2 separate regions of the Homo sapiens genome follow, and region 1 is linked to region 2. The links are chromatin loops, found by intact Hi-C in ENCODE. Cell type or tissue: B cell. All regions are shown on one strand. Each heading gives the region's core, and the rest is flanking DNA. Links, peaks and the distances in the headings are about the cores only. Region 1 overlaps SPMIP7 (sperm microtubule inner protein 7). Region 2 has its middle 41 kb from the start of FIGNL1.

Region 1 (5,378 bases), core at 273-5,272, 260 kb after region 2:
TCTAATTTTTTTTTTCCTGTATGAGGTGTGGAACTTGGGCTGTCCAAAAAGGAAACAGTGCAGGCCTGGGGCGTGCTGATGCACAGGTACTTAGATAACAGCCCTATGCTGGGGTCGATAAAATTTATTTCAAGTTCATGTTTTTCTGCTATTTTAAATTTCCATGTCTTTTACAAACATGACTCACTGCTGAGCTCTGTTTCATAATGAAGGAAGATACCAGGTCTTGACAGAGTGGCAGACCTGTATCCCACACATATTTCTGTAATGCAGACTCTAATATTAATGAATATACACTCTTACATTTATAGCATTGTTACTTTTATCAGATATCTTTCTTATCACCATTAATGTACTGCATTGTAAATTTCAGATGATTTCCTAAAATTGCCCATTGGAAACAAACGTACACCAGCATTAATTCTACAACAGTCTGTTTAGAATTTGAATTTAAACAGTTTAGTTTGAATTCCACTGACTCTTCTGCTTCCCTGTTCTTTTCTCCACCAGGGACAGTGGGAGATAAAAGGAAAACACAAGAGTGAAGAAGCCGTTCTTCAGTGTGTATAAAAGCTCTCTCTCTCCAGAAAAGGCAAACGAGCATTCAAGAGAAAGGCTTAAGTAGGTAGTTCAGAGGAAGGAATGTGAAGAATAATGAATATTCTTGCCATGATAGCACACAAGTTGGTTTACACAGATTATTTCCTAGGAGGTGGGTAAGGCTTATGGGACAGGCCCAGCATGAAGCTCCATCCTGTGTGCTGCAAGGAGTTGAGGAAAATAAGATTTAAATTGTATTTCAAAGTCCAAGAACACAACATTTACAGATCATGAGGCTCTGTGTAATAGCCTACCATCTTTGCAGAGTCGTATCAACGCCATGGCCTCAGCTTACTGTGCTGGCCTCAGGGAGGAATAAGAAAGGCCACCATCATGAACTTGCCCCCAGGGAGGAAAGGGCCAGTGGGCAGATTGCAAATTTCATTCATCTCAGTGGCTTTCACTTGCCATCCTTGGACCTTTCTCTGAGAGCAGGACATCCTTGTGGCATGGTTCCCTATTCAAAATTGGTGCCCAGACAAAATGCAACACAGTAGCAACAAGCAAACCTCTGTGGGTGGTGGAGGAATGGTTCTTCAATGGCTGCCTTGGTTATATCCATGACCTTCCCACACGACCAGTAAGCCACACAAAGCCTTCTCCAGGAACCACTTATCTTAGGAGTAATTTTCAAAATTTGGAGCTTATAGGAGTTGCTCCTGAAAGTATCAGGTGACAAGGCAGGCAGAAGAGAGGTTAGTGAAAGGGGTGTGTGCTTAAGGGTTGGGAGGAAGATTCAGTCCCCGGTTCCCCATGTCATCTCTGGGATCTGGACTGGACATAGTCTTTTGGAGCCTTCTAGCCTCAGCCTGACCCCGGGTAGTGATACCAACCGGAAGGACTTGGGTGAGGGAGAAGTGGAAACGAGAAGGATTCACACTGCAATTTCTTGGTGTCCTTCCCACATTGATTATGTGCAAGTATCAGAATGTTAGGGGGAAAATACATATCAGGCAGGGAATTGCACTAATAAATCTCCTAATTCTCTTCCAGCTGTGTAATTTATGACTCTGTTGGTGATGACTTATTGGCTTGCAGGTGATATAATCAAGGACACCCAGAGACTAACAAAGTGAAGGGAAATTACATCTATGGCAACAGCAGAATAAACAGTACAAAATAACAGATTTTGTGAGACTAGGAAAATAAGGCAGCTAAAGAGTGGGGGCAGCCCACTGCATCGAGAAGCAGGCTTCTGTGGCAAGCCTGACTCTGCCCCTTAACCAACTGTGAGGTTTTACTCCAGTGAAGAAAGCTCTCTGGGCTTCAGCTCGGTCAACTGCAGCATGAAGAGGACAACACTAACCTCTTAGGGGCACTCTGGGGATTAGAGGAGACTTCAATGAATATGAAAACAGCTAGCAAATTGTTAGCACTTAATAGATGCTAAACTAATTTCAGTTGAAATACAGTAATTTAAAGAAATAAAACATTTACAAAATAAGGGCCATGCACATGGGGATTGCAAAGTTTATCCAGTACAGACAGCTGAAAAGATGCTAAGACAGAGGTTCCCAATGGTGCTGCACACTGACATCTCAGAGGCATCTTGAAAGGTACCAATGCCTGGCTCCCACTCCCACATTTTTTTTTTTTTTAGATGGAATCTCGCTGTATTGCCCAGGCTGGAGTACAGTGGCACAATCTCGGCTCACTGCAACTTCCACCTCCTGGGTTCAAGTGGTTCTCCTGCCTCAGCCTCCTGAGTAGCTGCTATTACAGGTGTGCACCACCATGCCCAGCTAACTTTTGTATTTTTAGTAGAGTCGGGGTTTCACCCTGTTGGTCAGGCTGGTCTTGAACTCCTGACCTTGTGATCCACCCGCCTCGGCCTCCCAAAGTGCTGGGATTACAGACGTGAGCCACCGTGCCCGGCCCAGCCCCATATTTTAATGTAACTAGTAAGTGGTGTAGCCTGAGCACTGGGACTTTTGACAGCTCTCCAGATGATTCTCCTGTGCTGCTAAGTTCAGGAGCCTCTGTTTTACAGCCACATTGTCAAGCTTGCTGGAGGGACCTAGGTGAGTGAACTGAAGCTGCTGAATTCTAGGCAGTGCCCTGCAGGATTTTTTGGAATTTTGTTGGAAAAGTGCAGCTGTAAGTTAGAGAGGTAACCCAGAATGAGGCAAAGTTATTCATGCGTGTGTCTCTCCCCCAACCATTCATTAAAGCTTCCATGCATGTTACAAAGGAAATCCCCTCCATCTGTGTGAAAGGTTTTTTCCACTGCCTTTGAAAACACCTGCAGAATTAAAATGCCTCTAAAGTCATATCCTGCCATCAGAGCAGTTAAGAAGTCAGAGGGATGGACGCAGGCCATCTGTCAATCACATGAAAGGCTTGATAAAAAACATTGCACAGCCTCTGTGCCTCTGTGGCATGCATGTTATTGATGCTAAATGGTATCATATGTTACATTGTCTTAATGCTATTAGATTACATCATATTTAATAATAACATTTCATGGAAGATTAGACTGATTAGCTGCTCAGTCTTGGGAATGAATTCAGTTGCATAATAAATTGCCAAATATTTGAAAACGAAAGTCCTCACCCACACTGCTTCTAAATCTACTCCATTTAACCCTGGCACATATGGCCATAACAAGGGGAATTTTGCCATCTTAAGTGCAACACAGCGACCTTATATTAAGAGGAGAATACTCTCTGGGGAACACTTTAGACTGCTGCTGATAGGAGATATTATTTTTCAGCTGGAGGGAACAAAGCTATTAAAGATACTGAAACATACAAGCCGGGAAATGGATTTCCAGGTTAGTCGCATGTTCAAAGAATTCCACTCCCCATTTGAGGAAAGTAGAGAGACGCAGAGACCCACTTAAAAATAAGAAGTCTTCATTTTTGCCTTTGCTCCACAGCTTCTAGTCCTTTAAATACCTTATTTTGTACTCCCTAGTTCCAAATAAGCCAGGATTTTGTTCACTAATTGATAAATTTGAATATATTATTGCCCAAGTCTACAATGAATTGGTTCTCAACCAAACATGATAAAATAGAAATTAAGTAATTTAAGAAAATCAAGAAGTTTAGTAACTCAGAAGAAGGGAGCACAGATGGTATATAAGTTAAATATGAGAGGAAAAATGTGGAGAAAACCATGTTATACGTAGAATATATGTATTGTATATGTGCATAAAATTTAGGCATGCATAGAAATTCTCACTCTACACTGTAAACATGACTAATAGTCATTGAGTATGTTCTATATTCCAGGCACCCTTTTAAATGCTTGATGTAAATTGACTGTTTAATTCTCACAACAATCTTGTGTCATAGGTCCTATGATCATGTCCATTTTATAGATGGAGAAACTGACACAGAGAAAGTCTAAGTATCATGGCCAGCACCAACCAAGCTGGCAAGTGGTAGAACTGGACCTCAGTGCAACTGAACTGAATAGGAAGGACCATTGGCATTACTCCCAGCCCAGCCAGGAGAGCCTCATTAGCTCACAGTGGGCTGCAATTATACAGGGTGGGGTGTAAGTGCAGGTTCAAATCAATGTGATAGTCTTTTATTTAGAGCCATTCTATATCAGCTACAGTTCTAGGCAGACATCAAGCTGACTTAGCTCCCAACAGCTTTCACACTAATACTTTTAATTTAAAAAATGCACATTTAAATGTTTAAAGATCCCAAGTGAACAAAGACCATGGATGCGACATAAGGGAGGGGGGTGTGAGACAGACACATTTAATTCCAGGGCTGCCCTGACCAGCTGTGTGAACTTAGACCTCAACTGAAGTTTTCTCAGGCATCCTCACCTATAATTGGCCATCAGTCAGGGTAGCTGCACTCCCTTGGAGGGTGCTGGGGGCGATGTGATGCAAGTAAAGGCCTGGCACAGTGCCCAGCATGCAGCAGGTGCAGACCCATGTGAGAGGAGCAGCAGGTCATGGATGGAAGTTAGGGTGGGCAAGGGGAGCAGAAAGTGGGAGACGGAGGAAGAGTAGTAAATTCCAGGCTTGGACTTTAAGGAGGGTCAGCCCAGAGGGCTGAGAGAAGGGAAGGACTGCAGAGAACTGTGAGGCAGATGTGGCTGGAGGGGAAAAGACAGGAGTCCATTGTGAGTTGGGGTTTGTCTGATTTTATTGTTCAATGACAAATGCAAATAAAACTGGAATCATTTTGCAATGACTTTGATCACTGGATTGCATTTTTCTGAATATCATAAGATGTCGTGGCCACAAGATATTTTTTAGGAATTGCAGGTTTATTGATTATTCTCTTCATCTGGTGGGTATATTCTTTCCTCCTGTGTTCTTGGGATCTTCAATTCTTCCATTTAGGAGGGAATGTAGAAACAGTATAACTCAAAGCTCCAAGAACCCATTATTTGCCAAAGGCAGAAGCCACGTTTAATGTGAGTTAAGGCAAGAGCTTGCCCTGGGGATTAAGAGGCCAGTTCTCTGGACTTTTTACCACTCATGAAATGAGTGATCTTGGCTCTTTATGCCATTTCCTCTGGCCTCAGCCTCCTCATCTGCAAAATGGGGATAGAACTTGCACCTTCATTTCTGGCCTCATCACACTATTTGAAAAACAAATGAGGGAGTGTGTGAAAGTAGTCTGAAAAGGCAGAAGTATTGGGCTGATCTAAGGAACTACTATTCATAGAGTTATTCTTTAACCTGGGTTGTGGTAAAATTTTGTTAAGCTGCAACACAGTCCAGCGACTGACAGGGAAGCCCCCTTTTCCATGGGAGACATGTGCCAGGGGCTGCCTGGGGGTCCATGTTGGACAATTCCTCTTTATTT
Region 2 (5,378 bases), core at 172-5,171:
TCTTTATACTTAAAATGGATTTATTTTTTCCTTTTTTTATTTTTTTGAGACGGAGTCTCACTCTGTCGTCTAGGCTGGAGTGCAGTGGCGCGATCTCAGCTCACTGCAACCTCCACCTCCCGGGTTCAAGCGATTCTCCTGCCTCAGCCTCCTGAGTAGCTGGGATTACAGGCGTGTGCCACCATGTCTGGCTAAGTTTTGTATTTTTAGTAGAGACGGGGTTTCACCATGTTGGTCAGGCTGGTCTTGAACTCCTGACCTCGTGATCCACCCGCCTCAGCCTCCCAAAGTGCTGGGATTACAGGCATGAAAAATGGATTTCTTATAGACAACATCTAGTTGGGTCACATCTTTGGATCCACTGAAACTCTATCTTTCAACTGCTGTCCTTAGACTATTGATGTTTAAAGAGATTATGGGTACATTTGGATTCATGTTGATTACATTTGTAACTGTTCTCTATTCTATGTGTGGGCCTTTTTGTTTTGTTTTGTGTTTGTCTTCCACTCTTCTTGCCTTCTTTGCTTTGAGTATTTTGTATAATTCAATTTGTCCCCTCTCTGCCTTCTCTTTTTCAAGATTCAGCTGAGGTGCACTTGGTCCCATGGGTCCTGTGTACCTTTGGGTCCTGGGTGTCTGTGTCGGCAGCACAGAGCTTGTCTGTGGACAGTCTTGCCTGACGGTTGCCCATTTCACCCGCAGCTCCTCCAGGGTGGTGGCCTTACATTCTCAAGTCTCTGACCCTGGCTCCTGGTCCTGGGATGACAAGGTCAGGCCTAGTCAATGCTGGTGGGACAGGACAGAACTATGTATATAGGGCGGCACTTGAATGAGCATTAACACAAACACACATTCATAGTACTAAAAGCATGTTTACATTGGAAAATAAAAAGCCCCAGAAGCTTTCTTGAGGGAAATCCCCTCTCCCCCACGCCGACTGCTGCACAGCTGAACTCCTCCATGACCAAAGGGGGCTCTTCCGGCCTTCCCTGCCCCACAGCCCTTCTCTAGATTCAGCCAATTCACCTCAGGGCCAGAGGCTCTGCCTGTCCCCTGGAGGAGTTCTTTGTCCAAAAGAAGGGCCTGAATGCTAAGATGAGGAGAGTACCCTCCTGGAGCACCCAGGAAGCCCAGGGGTCAGCACGCTATTGCGTCTGGCCCTTTCTCTGGGAGTAGGGGAGGAGGGCAGTTGATGTTGGCTGTGGAGCAAGTAGAAAGATGGCCAGAGCTTCAAAGGGAAAGCCATGGGCCTCAGGCCCACGTCATTGACTGGGGCAAGATAAGACCTCAGGGAGTCCAGGGCTCTGGGAAGGAATCTCCAGCAGAAGCTTCTTTCTGTTGTTATTGGAGGCTCAGGATGTGTGAGACCAGCCTCTGCCCTCCACAGGCTCACAGTCCAATGGAGGAGGTGGACATCCCATACACTGCGGGGTGAGAGCCCTAAGACGGCTGACATGAGGGCTTGAGGAATTCAGAGACCAGATCTTGAGAAAGCTCCAAAAATTAGGTGCAATAAGTTCTGCCTTGTCCCAGAAGAACTCAGCAGGCAGCCAAGCATGGGAAGACTTCCCAGGACCAGCAGGGCCCTGTGATGCGAGGAAACCTGGGAATCGGGTGTGATTTGGAGGTTGGGAGGAGGCTGGGGGATCATCTGGGGTCACATCTCACTGAGGATGGATGCCTTCCTGAAGATGAGATCTGACCTGGGAGACCAGCTGACCAGCTTCCCTCAGCTCTTGGGGTCCCTGCCTCCATGCTTGTCAGCTTTAATTTCCCATCAGTGCACGAAAACACACAACCATTCTCCCATGGGGTGGTATGAGAGACCAACTTAAAAAAGGAATCGTGGTGCTCACAGAGGTGGGAAGTGGGTGTGGGCAGAGGGGATTTACAGAGGATTTTGCAAGGGGCAGTGCCCACTGAGGGTGGGGATCAGGGCAGTGCCCAGAGGGAGGAGGTCCCTGAAAGGGGAATCAAATTGAGGGACCCTGAAACTGCACACCCTCCTTACTGTGGGGCCCAGCCCACCCTCTACCCACAGGAAGCTGGAGGGAGAATGACAATGAGGAAGCTCGCGCAGGTGCCTGGGGAGGAACAGCACCGTGAGACGGTGGCGGAGAGGAGGCCGCAGCCACTGAGGCCTTCTGGGAACCTGGGATCACATGTGGTCGCAACCACAGAGAGAGGTCTTAGGGTGGCCTTGTTCAGGAGAGGCCCATATGCATGTGCATGGTACCTCCTCAGGCCCAGGGGGGTAGCAAAGCAGAGAGAGAAGCCAGGGCTGACTCATGGGCAGAGAAACAGAAACATTGGGACAATTCACACACTCAACGTCACAACTAGTTGGTTTGACAAAACATGGGAAAGAAGAAGTGAAATTTGTTAACTGTATCGAGATCCATGCAGTTCACTTCAGGGGACAGTTTTGGTACCAAATTATCCTTATTATGCAAATTCCCTCCCCCAGCAGGTTCCAGTTGTGCCCGGGGACCCATGGCGGGTGCATCTGCTTCCCATAGTTCCGATTCACCGAGTTGCCAGGGCCCATCTGCTCAGCCCAGGCCCAGGGCCTGCGGCCAGGGAGGAGGGGGCGTGGGCAGGGGCCAGGCTGTTGCTCCAGGACCTGCAGGGCCACTCCTGGAGCTGGAAGGTGATGCAGCCTGCCTTGAGAAGCCCAGATCCCAGACGTGGACAGGAGACAGAGTTCTAGGGATGTCTGCCTTGTTCCTGTCTTGGCCATGTCAAAAAGCAGAAAAAGCAAGGGAGTATCCCCATGAGGCTCTTACCTTTCTCCTTAGAAAAGTGCAGCCAAGAACTTGGCCTTTCCAAAGCATCGGCCTCCATGAGGCCTGGGCTGCATTGCAGGGTCCTGTCTTCTTTGCCGGCTGCTCTCCAGAGCCCATCTCTGCCCACCCTTGCAGTCCACTGTCACCCACCACTTGAAGGTCATTGCCAGCATCCTAAACACTTGACTCAGTGGTCTCATCTCTGCCCCCTTCCTTATTGCATTGGCTTTGTTGAACCTATTTGTGGGCCTCTTCTTTTGAATTAAAAAAACAATTCTGAGATGCTGTCCCCAATGAGTTTTCCTATCTGGAAAAGCCCCTCTTATTTCCTTTGCCTAATTCCTCCTGCTTCTCCTCTCCCCACGCTCCCCAGAACCATCCCCTACCCTCCACCTCTTTCCTGAGGCGACATGTACCTGTCACAGCTCCCATTATAGTAGCCTATGCCTCATGACTCCCAAATGCATTGGCCATCCATGGGGACCCGGCTGTCCCACCCATGCTTACACAAAGCCAAGTTCCCCTCCTCCAATCCTCTGCCCATTTTCCCTTTTCTCAGTAATGGCTCATATAGGCTCTGAGACTGGGTTTCACCTCCTTACCTCTCGTCAAAGCACAATAGATTTAATTATCTTAAAAAGATGTTATGCAACAAATATTTATTGAGCATCTAATATGTTCCAGGTACTCTTTTTGACACTGAGGATATGGCATTAAATAAATACAAAAAATCCCTGCTCTTGGAGCCTGCGTTCTAGTGGCAGAGTCCAGTCCTCTCTTCTCTGCTTCTCTCCTCTCCTGACTTCTGCTGGTTAGTGTCAGCATCCTTGCTGTGGGTAAAGCCTCTCTTCTGCCTGGATGGCATGGCCCCCTTCACTGTCTCCAGAGTTCTCATTGCATCACCCCCTCCCCCTCACCTCCTAAGACTCCTGGATGCCTCCCTATCCACCTGTTCAAACTCCTCCTATCCTCAGTCTACATTTCTGAATTTATCTCCTATTTTTTTCCCCTTGAGTACTCTTTCCCAGACAAACAGGGCTATTGCTGTTGGACTTCTGGTTCTGACATACAACAGATTTCATTCACATTTGTTCTGTCTTGAATGCCCTTCTTACACCCCCAATCCTCTGCTTCCAACATCAAAATCCCAATCATTCCGAAAAGCTGGGATCAGACAAGATCTCTTCCAGGAAGCCTTCTGTAATCCTCAAGTGAGAAGTGATGTTTCCTTCCACTGGGCTTTTACAGCACTTTAGAGCGCTTTTCATTGCACCTTGTTTTGTAATCACCTTTGTGCTGGGTCATTTCTCCCTGTGCTTTCTAGAGTGCAGGCACAGGAGTCAGGTGCTCAGGGACAAGTGCTGGTCCTAGTATTTCCAGCTGTGTGACCCCAGGCAGGTTACTCAGCTTTTCCAAGCTTCGAAGTCCTCATCTGCAGAACTGGAGGTGACAATGGTACTTGTAGAGACAGACAGGGAGTACACATGGCACAAGCAGGTGGTTACAGCGCCCAACCCCTGTGATGCTGTGAGCCTTGATCCCAGCACATAGCCAGGCACTGAAGGCTGAGGAGCGATGTGATGTGAGTGGGTCAAGTCATTATGTGATGTCAGGAGTGTCTCTTTTATCAAGAAGATATTGATTTACTTTATTTCCAACTTCCCAGTCTCTGCTTTGCAGCTCAAGTTATTCAACAAACCAATGAAGGATCTTAAGATTAAGAAGAGCCAGAGACAAGATGCAGTGCAGAGAGAACAGAATGGAGTCAAAAGTCAAATGTGTCAATGTGTGTTGGGGGCAGGGACACAGAGGGGGCACTGTCTAATTGGGGGAAATGTCCCTGCTCTTGTCCTTGGTCTTGAGTTTATTGGTTGTAATTGTACTCATCTTTGACTAGATACCTCTAGGCTCCCTGATATTTTTCAGAGCTCTCCCAGTCCACTGATGCTTAGCTTAGCTTGTGTTTTCAGCTCTCTGAAACATCCTTTCATTGCTCAGACTCTGTTTGGCTCTCATTTCTTTTCCTGGTCCTTCTGCCCTTCTGTTTCTAGTTCAGATTCATGCATTCTCCTTTCAGAGACCAGCTCTCCAGCAGCATCAGCCACATTGCATGCTCTGTGGGGCTGGAGGGGACCAGAGCTGTCCAAAAACCCCCAACCCCACCTCCTCACTCTGTGCCTGCCCTGGCATATGCCCTCGAGATGCCTCTGAATTCTCTGAAGTGAAAGAGCCTGCTCCCCTAGGTGGAGGTTGGGAAACTTGACATGCAATTTGTGGGTGAGTTTGGTTGAGGAGGCAGCCAAGGGAAAACCCTCTGAAAGCAGGTTTTCACCCGCATCTTTCTCCTCCCCTCCCTGGAATTCAGAAGCTATGGGATTGCCAAACCCTGTCATTCCCACGTATCAAATCCCACATCCTCCCTGGAGGAAGCACTGCCGAGATGGAACAGGAGCCAAGAGAAGAATGGGCTTGAGGGGCCTGGGCCCATCCTGCCTCTGCAGCACTGGACTCTGGGTGCTCTGTGGAGCCCTGAGATGCAGTTCTTTCACTTTACGATGGGGCACATATCATCTTCCCCAGGCTCACCCAGAA

The links. Hi-C counts contacts between places; a loop is a spot of excess contacts. Peaks named below come from ENCODE experiments on the same cell type or tissue, not always from the same donor. Only the 100,000 strongest peaks of a DNase experiment are listed, where the experiment ranks them.
Region 1: a loop joins it to region 2, with 8 times the contacts of the local background. A loop is called at or near these places in 57 of 110 quality-filtered maps.

Annotation. Positions count from the first base shown.
Region 1 is chr7:50,145,964-50,151,341 of GRCh38, reverse strand. All of the region lies in intron 7 of SPMIP7 (sperm microtubule inner protein 7), which reads right to left. Among named protein-coding and RNA genes, the nearest start is that of SPMIP7, 53 kb to the right of the region's middle. In B cell, for the core only: no CTCF peak of the experiment used is centred there; DNase peaks (open chromatin) are centred at 1,771, 2,841, 4,461 and 5,197; H3K4me3 peaks cover 297 bases; H3K27ac peaks cover 5,000 bases.
Region 2 is chr7:50,407,109-50,412,486 of GRCh38, reverse strand. No RefSeq gene overlaps it. Among named protein-coding and RNA genes, the nearest start is that of FIGNL1, 41 kb to the left of the region's middle. RefSeq lists enhancers at 836-915, 1,416-1,475, 2,151-2,651. In B cell, for the core only: no CTCF peak of the experiment used is centred there; DNase peaks (open chromatin) are centred at 816 and 2,206; H3K4me3 peaks cover 1,043 bases; H3K27ac peaks cover 5,000 bases.